Regions from separate parts of the Mus musculus genome. Here region 1 is linked to region 2. The links are chromatin loops, found by intact Hi-C in ENCODE. Cell type or tissue: gastrocnemius. All regions are shown on one strand. Each heading gives the region's core, and the rest is flanking DNA. Links, peaks and the distances in the headings are about the cores only.

What was found. A loop is a pair of places that touch in the nucleus more often than their neighbours do. Peaks named below come from ENCODE experiments on the same cell type or tissue, not always from the same donor. Only the 100,000 strongest peaks of a DNase experiment are listed, where the experiment ranks them.
Region 1: a loop joins it to region 2, with 10 times the contacts of the local background. A loop is called at or near these places in 3 of 42 quality-filtered maps.

Annotation. Positions count from the first base shown.
Region 1 is chr8:47,690,454-47,696,303 of GRCm38, forward strand. It overlaps Gm31692 (a long non-coding RNA gene), which reads right to left and starts at 4,943. Exons shown (of 6, transcript XR_003947547.1): 1 at 4,615-4,943. Gm31638 (a long non-coding RNA gene) reads left to right here. Exons shown (of 3, transcript XR_378945.3): 2 at 287-380. In gastrocnemius, for the core only: a CTCF peak has its summit at 2,880 (motif pointing left); a DNase peak (open chromatin) is centred at 2,866; H3K4me3 peaks cover 337 bases; H3K27ac peaks cover 548 bases.
Region 2 is chr8:47,568,044-47,573,893 of GRCm38, forward strand. No RefSeq gene overlaps it. Among named protein-coding and RNA genes, the nearest start is that of Gm39172, 24 kb to the right of the region's middle. In gastrocnemius, for the core only: a CTCF peak has its summit at 2,192; a DNase peak (open chromatin) is centred at 2,288; H3K27ac peaks cover 274 bases.

The DNA of each region.
Region 1 (5,850 bases), core at 443-5,442, 120 kb after region 2:
GGGTAAATAAAATTCCATCATTTGAAAACAGTCCTGTCCTTGGTTATTCGGATTGGTTTTAGACTTTTTCTTAAATATAAGGGTTAAATGGCCATCTCATGCTTATCAATTTTTCTCTAGTTTTAAAAAATATTTCCTTAGTAGACGACCCTTGGGAGAAGACAACTAGGTAGGCGCTCTAATCGCCGGTGGGCTCTTCTCTTCTGCATTCCAGTTTGCACCAAAACCGATTGCTTCCCTTAGCGCCTTTTGTTTTCTCACTGTGGGATTTCCTATTTTTCTGCAGTGGCACTGACAGTCAGCACAATGGCCCCTGCGGTTCTAAGCCACAGTTCTACTTAAAAGAGAAACCCTAAATTTGCATCTGGACTTCTGCTGCGGTAAGTTACCGAAAGCTAAGTAAAGGAAACCCAGGAAAAGTGAGAGTCAGGACGCTAGCTTGTCGGAACACCTTCCCCACCTTCGGTCGAGACTGGGTCTCTTCCTGGCAAGAGGGGATACTTTGACAAAGGGAACAAAGGACAGGCTGGGCGCTTGCCCGGTCCTGTGACGAAATAGCAGGTTTCAGTCCGGCACCTTCCCGTCCCCTTCCTTTCCCATTATTACTTCGCGTGGTTTTATAAATACCCACACCCAGCTTCGTTTTCCTCAAGCACAGGACGTACACTCTTGAAGTTTTTCCTTTAGCTTTGACTCCATCGCCATGAGATTTAAACTCTGAGAAAAGTTTATAACTAGGTGGCTTAACGGGGCGCTGCGCAGGCCTTTAATCCCAGCGCTTGGGAGGGTAGAATTCAAATGGGATCTCTGAATTCAAGTGACAGCCAGGGGTACATAGAGAAACCCTGCCTCGAGAAAAAAAAAAAAAAAGACAGACTTGCCACACAAGGATGAGGGTGTCAGTTCTAGGCCCCAAAATCCACTTAAAATGTTGGACCTGACCAACACTTTATCGGATGGAAAACTGAGGCTGCCGGTCTTGCTGGCCTCACCTAGCTCCGGGCTCAGTGAAAGACCCTGTCTCACAGAGGTCTATATGGTGGAGTGTGGCAAAGCAGACCACCCAATGTCCTCTAGACACGTGCAACAGCACACATACATACACATACACCGCACATATTCATACACACACACACTGTTGAGGCAAACTGCATCTTGTGTTCTGATTTAGCAACAGATATCACGTGATATAATGTGGAGAGATAACAGTGGATATATTGTACTTGTGTTTTATAAAAAGATAAGGCAAGAAGAAATGTGTTTGGTGGCTGTGCGGTGGGGTGCCTCTGCGGGCCCATGCTGAGCCATCCCTTCCCCGTGAGGGACTAGCCACACGACAAGGGCGTTATAGTATAGAATAGAGTTTATTCAGGGCAATGGGGAAGGGAGTTGAGGAAGTAGAGTTAGAGAAAGGCAGAGAGAGAGAGAAAGGAGTAGAGGCGGGCCATGAGCACGTGGGGAGAGAGTGGAGAGGGTAATGGGGGGGGGGGGCGAGCAGGAGCAAGAGGACAGAGCAAGAAAGAGCAGCCCCTTTTATAATGAGCCAGGCACACGCAGCTGTTGCCAGGTAACTGTGGGGCGGAGCCTAGACTACACGCCCACAGTTCTTCCAAAGGACCTGAGTTTAGTTGCCAGCACCCATGTTGGGCAGCTCCACAAGCACCTGTAACTCCAGCTTCAGAGAGATCTGATGCCTGTAGACTCTGAGGGCCCCTGCTCTCATGCGCACACGCGCACACGCACACATCCACACATAATACAGATAAGAGAACCAGAGAACTGACGATACTAACACCTTTACTTTTATTCTCGCTCTGGGTACTACTTCGAGAGCACTTGTACTATAAAGTACTATATATTTTTTTGGCTTGTAGAAACCAATCAAGTAGTCAGAATTTACAGACAACGAAAACTAATAAAAGAGTAAAAGAGGGCATCATTGACTTATGGTGCATTTATTTAGTCGGCACATCAAAAATGTCACTGAAGAATTCAGAATTTCCATCAAAAGGTCATATGTTGTATAATTGTGCAGATAAAAGTTCTCAACACGAGAGCTAAAGGATGAAAATGAATCTCTAAAGATTCATATAAATCTGGATGAAGAACGTGTCAAGGATGTGTGCTCTGAAGGAAGGAAGAGAAGGCACAGAAAACCGGAGTGTCTACAGAAAGAATGGCTAATGGTGACAGTAATCAGAACCTCTGTGAACTGTCATCCACCCAAAAGTGAGACTATCAAGTGTGGTAGGGAACAACCCTTACTCCAAGCACTTAGGAGGGAAAGAAAATGGATCTCTACAGGTTCAAGGCCCACCTGCTCTTCATGCTGATCTCCAGGCCAGCCAAGGTTAACATTAGAAAGACAAGGAAGGAAGGAAGGAAGGAAGGAAGGAAGGAAGGAAGGAAGGAAGGAAGGGAGGGAGGGAGGGAGGGAGGGAGGGAGAGGGGAGGGAAGGAGGGAGGGAGGGAGGGAGGGAGAGGAAAGAAACAGGAGGGAGGGAAAGAAAGAAAGAAAGAAAGAAAGAAAGAAAGAAAGAAAGAAAGAAAGAAAGAAAGAAAGAAAGAAAGAAAGGAAGGAAGGAAGGAAGGAAGGAAGGAAGGGAGAAAAAGAAAGAAACAAATATGACTAATAGCAGAAATGTAGGTTAGAAAAAAGATGAAAAACTGTGTGTTCAAAAGGAAAAAGCTAACCTATTAGTAAATTTGGAAGCAAAATGTTAAAGTAATCCTAATGTATTTGACACATTAAATGCCCAATATTTGTTTGTTTGTTTGTTTGTTTGTTTGTTTTCCCAAATAAGCCGCCTTCTTTTTCCTTGCTTTTGAAGTTTATTTCTTAGGCAATCGTGCCTGTATGCTGCCCCCTGGTGGCCAAAGGATCTCCTCTTTGGACATTCCACTTATGCCTGAACTTTCTGGGGCAGGATGTTGTAACCCAGGGAACCAAGGGTCTGTTTGTTTGTGCTTTTACCCTAGAAAGAACACTAAAAAGTGAGAGGGTAAAGGAATTTGTTTCTAAGCCTGACAATGTGAGTTTAATTACCTGAAGGGTCCAAAGGGTACCCCATTTCCCTCTAAAAGGGCAGGCCCCACAGACTTGGTCCAACATTGAGACTAGGCTCAGTGCAAACTGGACTTCAGAAACCAAGAAGGATTTCTGATGGTTAGATTAAAGCCAACCTTCCTTGGGAATTTATGAAATAGGCTCCCACCAAAAGGAGTCATTTCCCTTGCCTCTGGCAGAAGAAATGTGGCTCTTCATTGGTTTATACCTGTGACAGCTGTCAGCATATCCAAGTCCATATTGGCTTCCCGGCCCCTTCAGTGCCTATTCACAAGCACCCATTACACATTTCCAAGCCCCATGCTAGCTAGCATCCTGGCCATTCTCACCCCAGATGTCCATTCGTTGTAAGGACAAGCTTTATCTCCCACAACCCCCACCACTACCCTCCATTTCCCCCACTCCAGTTGCCCCCCTCCCGTCTGTCCATGCACACACACACACACACACACACACACACCCAAACACACAAAAAACACACGGAAAAACTGCCATGAAATAAAAAATGATGAGTAAGTTCTGGGTTCAGTCTCCAACAGTGGAGGAGAAAAAGAAAAAATAGCAGAGTCTGGTTTAAAACTTATTTTAGCATGGTGGTGGTGGTACACGGTTTTAATCCCAGCACTTAGGAGGCAGAGGCAGGTAGATCTCTGAGTTCATGGCCAGCCTGGTCTACAGAGCCTGGTCACAGAGATACCTTGTCTCAAACAAACAAACAAACAAACAAATGTAATATAACTCCTCATTATAGTTTTAAATATGGAAGAAAATTACTTTTATTCATAACACATGTTATATACAGTATATCATTCTTTATTACCCCTAAGCATGTTGGTGGTCTTTTAGGGGAACTTGGATGAAAGTTAGAACTCAGTTTTTTCATCTACACTATTGGCATCCTTTAACATATTTAATGCTATTTTTATACTTTTTACTTATTAGCATTTTATTTATTTATTTATTTATTTATTTATACTCTTCCAGAGAATTTAGGTTGAATGGTAGTTCACAAGCATCTGAAACCCCAGTTCCAGGAGAATCTACTCCCCTTTTCTGGCCTCCCCAGTTACCATCATACACATGGTGTGCAAACATGCATGCAGGCAAAACACCCATACACATAAAATTATGTAGATAAATAAATAATAGTTTATAACTAAATAAAATCCTTAAAATTCAAGTTCTCGGGCGGAGCAGAAGATACAAAGCATCGTTCTAGCCATGAAGAGGTGTTGAAAGGTATTTTAACAAATGCTGGTGAGGATGTGGGGGAAGGGGAGTCCTTTCCCTGATGGTGAGTGTGTAAATTAGTGTGACCATTATAAAGATGAGTGTGGACATTTCTCATAAAACCTAAAGAAGACTGTATGTCATCCCTGGACATGAACCCAAAGGGGTCTGTATCCTACAGAGCCGCTTGCACATCTGTGGTCATTCAATAGCTAGGAAATTCAAAATCAGGGATGCATGATCGGAATTATTCCCAGGAAAGTGGGTGGAGCTAGATCACTACCGAGATAACTGGGGCTCAGAAGGACAGAACCTACCCGTTCTCTTTCATACGCAGATCCCAGCTTTGCATGCGTAGATTTGTTTAATTCTGAAGTGTCTATAGAGAACAAGAAACTAGAAAGAGCTCCGGAGAGGGAGGGACGAGCAGAACACACAAGATATGAAATCAGAAGAGCAGGGGATACTGGGAAAGGAAAGGCTTAAGCCAGGACAGGGATGAAGAGACAGGAGGAAGGAGGAGGTGGATGGAAAGATTTAAGCAGGAGATCAGGGGCAAGATGGCTCAGTGGGAAAAAGCCCCTGCCACGCAACCCTGACAACCTGACTCCACAAAGTTGTCTTCTGACCTCCACATGTGTGCTGTGGAACATGCGTGACCACAGACACACACACACATACACACACTAATGTCGTTTATGTAAAACTAAGACTTTTGGATCCTCATATATCCTGTGGTTACTTAATTCTAAAATGTACTTTTTAAAAAAGGAATTTTGAGCTGAGGCATTGAGGATAACGCCACGCCCACAAGCCCTGGGATTATTCAACAAAAACCCTAGTGAGTCTAGGTTCTGACAAGCTGGTATTTAAAACTAGCCATCTGTAGTGGATTTTTTTTTTCAACTTGACTAAGCTGAAGTTATTTGGGAATCAGGATTCTCAGTTAAGAAAACACCTCCATCAGATTGGCCTCTGGTAAGTCTATGGTGCGTTTTCTTGATAAAGGATTGTTGTGGGAGGGCTGAGAGCCCAGAGCACTGAGGCTAGTGTTATTCTGGGCTGGTGATCCTGGGTTATATAAGAAAGCAAGCAGAGCAAGCCATGAGGAGCAAGCCAGTAATCAGCATTCCTCCATGTCCTCTGCATCAGCTCCTGCCTCCAGCATCCTGCACGAGTTCCCACCTTGATTTCCCTCAATGATGGACTGTGGTATGGAGGTGTAAAGCAAATTAACTCTTTCTTTTCTGAGATGCTTTGGCCCAAAGGTCAGAAGGGTTTATCAGATCAACAGAAAGCACACTAAGACACCATCACTGCACCAAAATGCAGAGCATAACAAAACAGAGACCAACTTGGGAAGGGTTATTGCATGGCCCTGTTCTAGGTAGCAAAGTATGCAACTGAGGTTGGAGTATTTGTGTAATTGAACGTGACCGTCCTGAACAAGCTCAACATGATGGTGTGCCTTCTTGCTACCATGGTGGTGGCATGACTGTTGCTGTAGATAGTAAGACATTCAACCGAAATGGCTAAGCCATGTTGGAGTGTCA
Region 2 (5,850 bases), core at 293-5,292:
TGATTATTGGTATGGGAGGACACAGCCCACTCGGGGGATGGTACCACACCTGGGTAGGTGGTCCTGGGTTGTATACATAGGAAGAGCAAGCCTTGAGGAGTGAGCTAAAAAGAAGTGTTCTTCCGTGGCCTCTGCCAAAGTCCCTGCCTCAGCTCCTGGCTCTGTGCTTAAGAAAAAAGAAACCAACACAGTGGTGGTTATCATCCCCAAATGACTTAAATCTCCTACAGTTGCTGCATTATTTACACAGAAAGCTCTGGCTTCCCTCAGTGATTGACTGTGACAGCGGCTTATAAGCCAAACAAACAATTTCTTTCCTGAGCTGTTCTCGGTCAGTGTGTTCTGCACAGAAATAGAAACCCAACTAGGGCACCCGCTGATTTTAATGTAGAAAACCTACACTTGGGGCTGGAGAGATGGCTCAGTGGTTAAGAGCACTGACTGCTCTTCCGAAGATTCTGAGTTCAAATCCTTGCAACCACATGGCTCACAACCATCTGTAATGAGTTCTGATGCCCTCTTCTGGTGTGGCTGAAGACAGCTGTGTACTTACATATACAGTGTACTTACATATAATAATAAATAAATTTTAAAAAAAAGAAAAAAAAAACTACACTTGGCTAGTGGCTGATTGCTTTGTTGAATACTTGGGACAAGAGCTAGGTTGTGGATAGCCCTGGGACTAATTATATTTGATGATAATTCTGTTCTCCTCTGAGGGGTTGTGAACAAGGAATGAGTCAGCACTCAGGTGATTTCCTGTAAACCTGCTTCCCACCTTAATTTGTAAAATAAAGGAGAGCTGATGATTGGGCAGATAAAGGGAAATTGGAGCAGAAAATTGGGGGAGAGAAGAAGGAGAAAATTGAAGAGGGAGGATGCAGAGGAGGAGGAGGAGGAAGAAGAAAAGCAGAGCAGAAGCACGTGACCTAAAGAAACTGCAAGTTCTAAGGGGTCTCATAAGCTATAGAAGATGGCAGTGCGGTTGATCTGCCCAATCTAGGCGCACAGCATGTATTCATATTAACTGTGTTGTGTTTTCATTGATGGGGCATATTTGGGTTGAAGATTTACCGCAACAGAGCTAGGGTTTTATATGGAATTGACAGGGGGTGGTTTAAAATGCACTGGAACTATTGAATGAATGAATGAATGAATGAACGAATGAATAGTAGCCTTAAAGAAAGAGTTTTATGGCTGTTATGGCTAATCGTGACTACCAGCTTGAAAAGGTTTGAAATCACCTGGGAGACACACTGTGGGCGTGACAGTGGGGGCATCTTCTCTCAGTGAGGCAGCTGTGGAGAGAAGAAACACCAGCCCAAACATGAACAGCATCATTTTCTGGGCTGGGTACCAGACTGGATAGAAGAAGAAAGTGAGGGCTTTCCGAATGGCTCAGTGGAGAGGCACCTTCCACCAGCCTGATGGCCAGCGTTTACTCCTGAGTTACCACACATGGTAAGAGAACTGACCCCCACACGTTGTCCTCTGACTTCCATGTGTGCACTTTGGCACAATAAATCAATAAGTGTGTGTGTGTGTGTGTGTGTGTGTGTGTGTGTGTGTGTGTGTGTGTGTTTAATGTAAGGAGAAAGGAAGCTCGGCACCAGCATTATCGGTCTGCTTCCTGACTGTGGGCACAAGGTGACCAGCTGCCTCGCTTCTGGTACCTGACCATGATGGACAATACTCAGTAAGCCGTGAGACCCTTTAAGTGACTATTGCTGGGCATTTTATCACAGCAACAACAACGAAAAAGAAACTGATGAAGTGGTGGTATCAGGTCCAAGCTACTTAAATCACCTATGGTTATTGCATTATTTAACCAGCAGGCTGCAATGTCACCTCCAGTTTGTGGCAGTTATCATCAGCTGATGGGACATTTACTCCGGGGGAATCTTGCTTTTTATTTTTGGTGCTGGAAAATCAAACCTGAAGCCTCGGTCACGCATACTAAGCCAATGTCTCCCCCCTGAGGTATATCACCATCCCCATCTCTGTGTTCTTTCTTGCAAGGACTATATGTGCAGATCATCAAAGGCTGTTTGAGATCAGTAATGCATGAGAGCAAGAGTAGAATTTTACTCAAGGTATGCTTTATTTATGAGTTTTCTGTATACTTTGTAGGAAGGAAAACAGACTGACTGTGAATGTCAGCAGAGATCTAATGAGCCCAGACTTCCTCCTGGTCCTCGGCAGGAGGGGCTGTGCTCCTACTCAATGGCCTGCAAGATCAACAGGTGCTGGCAACAGGCATACTAGACAGCCAACTCCCTGAACCAGCTGTCAGCTGGCTTCAACCTGCTGGCTGCCCAACCTGGCATTTTGTCTCCCTTGGCAAGTCCCACTCTCAGGCTTGCTCTATGAAACGGGAAAGAAAGCACCGAGAATGGGTGAGGGAATCACTCCTCTTGGAGTCCTGAGCCATGCTGGTCCAACCTGCATGAGCCAACTGTTCTCCCACGGAGCGCGGAGAGGCAGAGACCATGTGTGGAACACCTTCACTCACAAGTTCCAGCATGGTACCTGTTTAATGATATATATATATATATTTCCTCCAAAGACCGGAAATCATCAAGGAAAATGGAATACATGATATCACCGAGAGAAGAGAGCAAAAATTACTAAGATTATGTTATTCTCCTAACAAGATTAGCATGGAAACTCCAAATCAGCTAAGAGTCTATTAGTTGCCAGTTTACCATCATTAAGAAAAATTAAGTCAAATGCTTGAAATTGCCTGGCAAAGAAAATCAATGTTGCTTTCACAGCAGATAATGACTCTGCTGGCCCTCTGTATGTATCAGCTGTGTTGGACACTCATGCTTAGTTATGGTCAAACACTGATCTAGAGGCTGCTACAAAGGGATGTCACAGAGACAATAATATCTTGAGTTAGCAAAGCAGACTAACCCTCATAGTGTGGATGAGCCCCCTCCAGTTGATGGAACCTCAAAGAGGAAGGAATCCCACTCCAAAACAGAAATATGGGAACCTTGCCTAAGTGTCCAGCCAGCCTGGCCTGGCCTAGCCTAGCCTGCAAATTATAGACTCAAGACCCTACCACCCACACCTACCTGCATCTTCTCCCAGCAGGCTTTCCCTAGGGATTTCAGGCCTGCAGGACCCAAAATTCCATGCACGCATGCGCGCATCCACACACATCCACATGACTATTTAATTCTCGGTTCTATTGCCCTAGAGAGCCCTGACAGACATGGCTATATTCTGAAGTTAAGGGTGCACAGAAAGTTACTAGAGTAAGAAAAATTTTTCCAAGATTTATTTATTTTATTTATATGAGACACACCAATAAGAGGGCATCAGATCCCACTACAGATGTTGTGAGCCACCATGTGGTTGCTGGGAATTGAACTCAGAACCTCTGGAAGAGCAATCAGTGCTCTTAACCACCGAGCCATCTCTCCAGCCTGAGTAAGAAATGTTTAAAGGCTCATTATCACTAGAGTTGGTTGTTGAAGAAGAGGCGTCAAAGACCTTTCTTAACTGTGTGTGGTCATTTGCTTCAATGTTAAAACCTAGTTACTTTGATTTCATATGAATGTAGAATCTGACTTTCATTGAGACTTTACAGTCTCAGACGTGCTCAGTGTACAGTATAAAAAGCAAGAACGAGGCCATACCTGACTTGTGGTATATTCTTTTCTAGCCAGTGGTAAATACTTCAATCCAATCTGGGATGCGGGCAAATTTGAATTTCTTACTTAGCTTCCAGTAAGACTCATTATTTAAGGAAACACTGGAACTTTGCAAAAGTCATTGTATTTTTCCCCCAAATTCAAAAGTAACTAATGTTCCTTGTAGCCCAACTAAGTAACAAATATAGGCAATGGAATGATAGATAGCTCTGAAAGGGGACGGGACGAGTACTTGCCAAGTACATGAGAGGCCCTGGGTCTAACAATAATGAGTACACAAACATACACATGACCACACACACACACACACACACACACACACACACACACACACACACAGAGAGAGAGAGAGAGAGAGAGAGAGAGAGAGAGAGAGAGAGAGAGAGAGAGTTTGTAAATCCAATGCCTTTGGGCAGTGCTAAGAACATTAGATACCTGGGTCAGGTAAGATCAGAGGTTGGAAGGTAAATGTTTGAAAGCAGAGTAGGGGCATTGAAGACTTGATCTCTAATCTTTGCCAACTGATGTAGGGTAAAAGGATCTAGAATGCCAGTTCCAAGCTGCCAACATAACCTGGATGCAGAGTTGGTAGGGGGTCGGGGGTAACATCGTAACTGTCTATCTGAAGCTAGTGTGAGCAAGCTCCAGGACTCCTTTGGGTGGGCTGGCCAATATGTGGTGTTTTGAGCCTCAGTGAAGTGAGGAAGGAGAGCCGGTGGGAGACTGTGTGGAGACAGCAATGACCAGCTCCAGTGTCAGAGACAAGGGGCAGGGGCTAGTGTTTTAGCAGGGGTGATATAGTTAGGGCCAACCATGGGTTGCTGGACCTTTCAGAGCTAAGAGGGGTGTCTTAGTCAGGGTTTCTATTCCCGCACAAACATCATGACCAAGAAGCAAGTTGGGGAGGAAAGGGTTTATTCGGCTTACACTTCCATACTGCTGTTCATCACCAAGGAAGTCAGGACTGGAACTCAAGCAGGTCAGGAAGCAGGAGCTGATGCAGAGGCCATGGAGGGATGTTCTTTACTGGCTTGCTTCCCCTGGCTTGCTCAGCCTGCTCTCTTATAGGCCCAGAGATGGTCCCACCCACAAGGGGCCTTTCCCCCTTGACCACTAATTGAGGAAATGCCTTACAGTTGGATCTCATGGAGGCATTTCCTCAACTGAAGCTCCTTTCTCTGTGATAACCCCAGCTGTGTCAGGTAGACACAGAACCAGCCAGTACAAGGGGTAGAAAGATTGGGGAAAAGAGGGATGAGCAGAAGCAGAAAGATGTGAGACCCCCTGGTGTGGTGAGGACACCTGCGTGCCACATCCTGTGCTCTCAGAGGCCAGCAGAGGAAGAAGGCATTCACATGCAGGGAAGGCCTGGAACAGGTCACCTGAAGACAAGCAGGATGATGTGACCCTGTGGCCTGGCGTAAGTTGTAGGAAACCAACGGCGAGGAACCCTGTCTGTGGCAGGGATGGGAATCTGGGACTGAACTGATAAGCGTCCAATGTGCTAATACTTGTGAGATTCATCTTTTCTATTATTAGGAAAGAGGACAAATGCAGATATGAGTAAATACATCTGAAATGCACGGTGTTAGGCTGGGGTTAGAAGGGTTGCTGGAAACTTGCGCTTTTAACTGGATAGATATGACTGTGCATGTAAGATATATTACACTGCACAGCTATGTGTGAGTTTAAGATTATATGATATGTTAGTGCATATGCCCATGAGCTATATCTCTGTGTACAGATTCCTGGAAGGCTCTAACAACAGCAGCATCCTACTACTACTGTCCAGTGGGCTTGTGTTTGTTCTTGTTTCCCTGATGGTGGTTTCCCGGAGGGTTACACCTAGGGCCTCACACAGGCGAGGCAGGCACCGGACTACCGGTATCTTTAGACTTCTTTGATTTTGAGGCAGTGTCTTCACTCTGTAGCCAAAGCTGGCCTTGAATTAGTGATCCTCCCATTTCAATTTTCCAAGTCACTGAGCTGAACAGGCTACACCAGCAGACCTAGGTCTAATGCTGATTCATGCTTTATCAGTCGCCATTGAAGAGAGTCGGGTTTCTTGGGAAAATGTCTGACACTAAGACTGGAGCGGGGAAGGTTCAGGATTGAGTCTGGAATATCTTCTCCTCCTCCTCCTCCTCCTCTTCCTCCTCCTCCTCTTCTTCCTCTCCCTCCTCCTCCT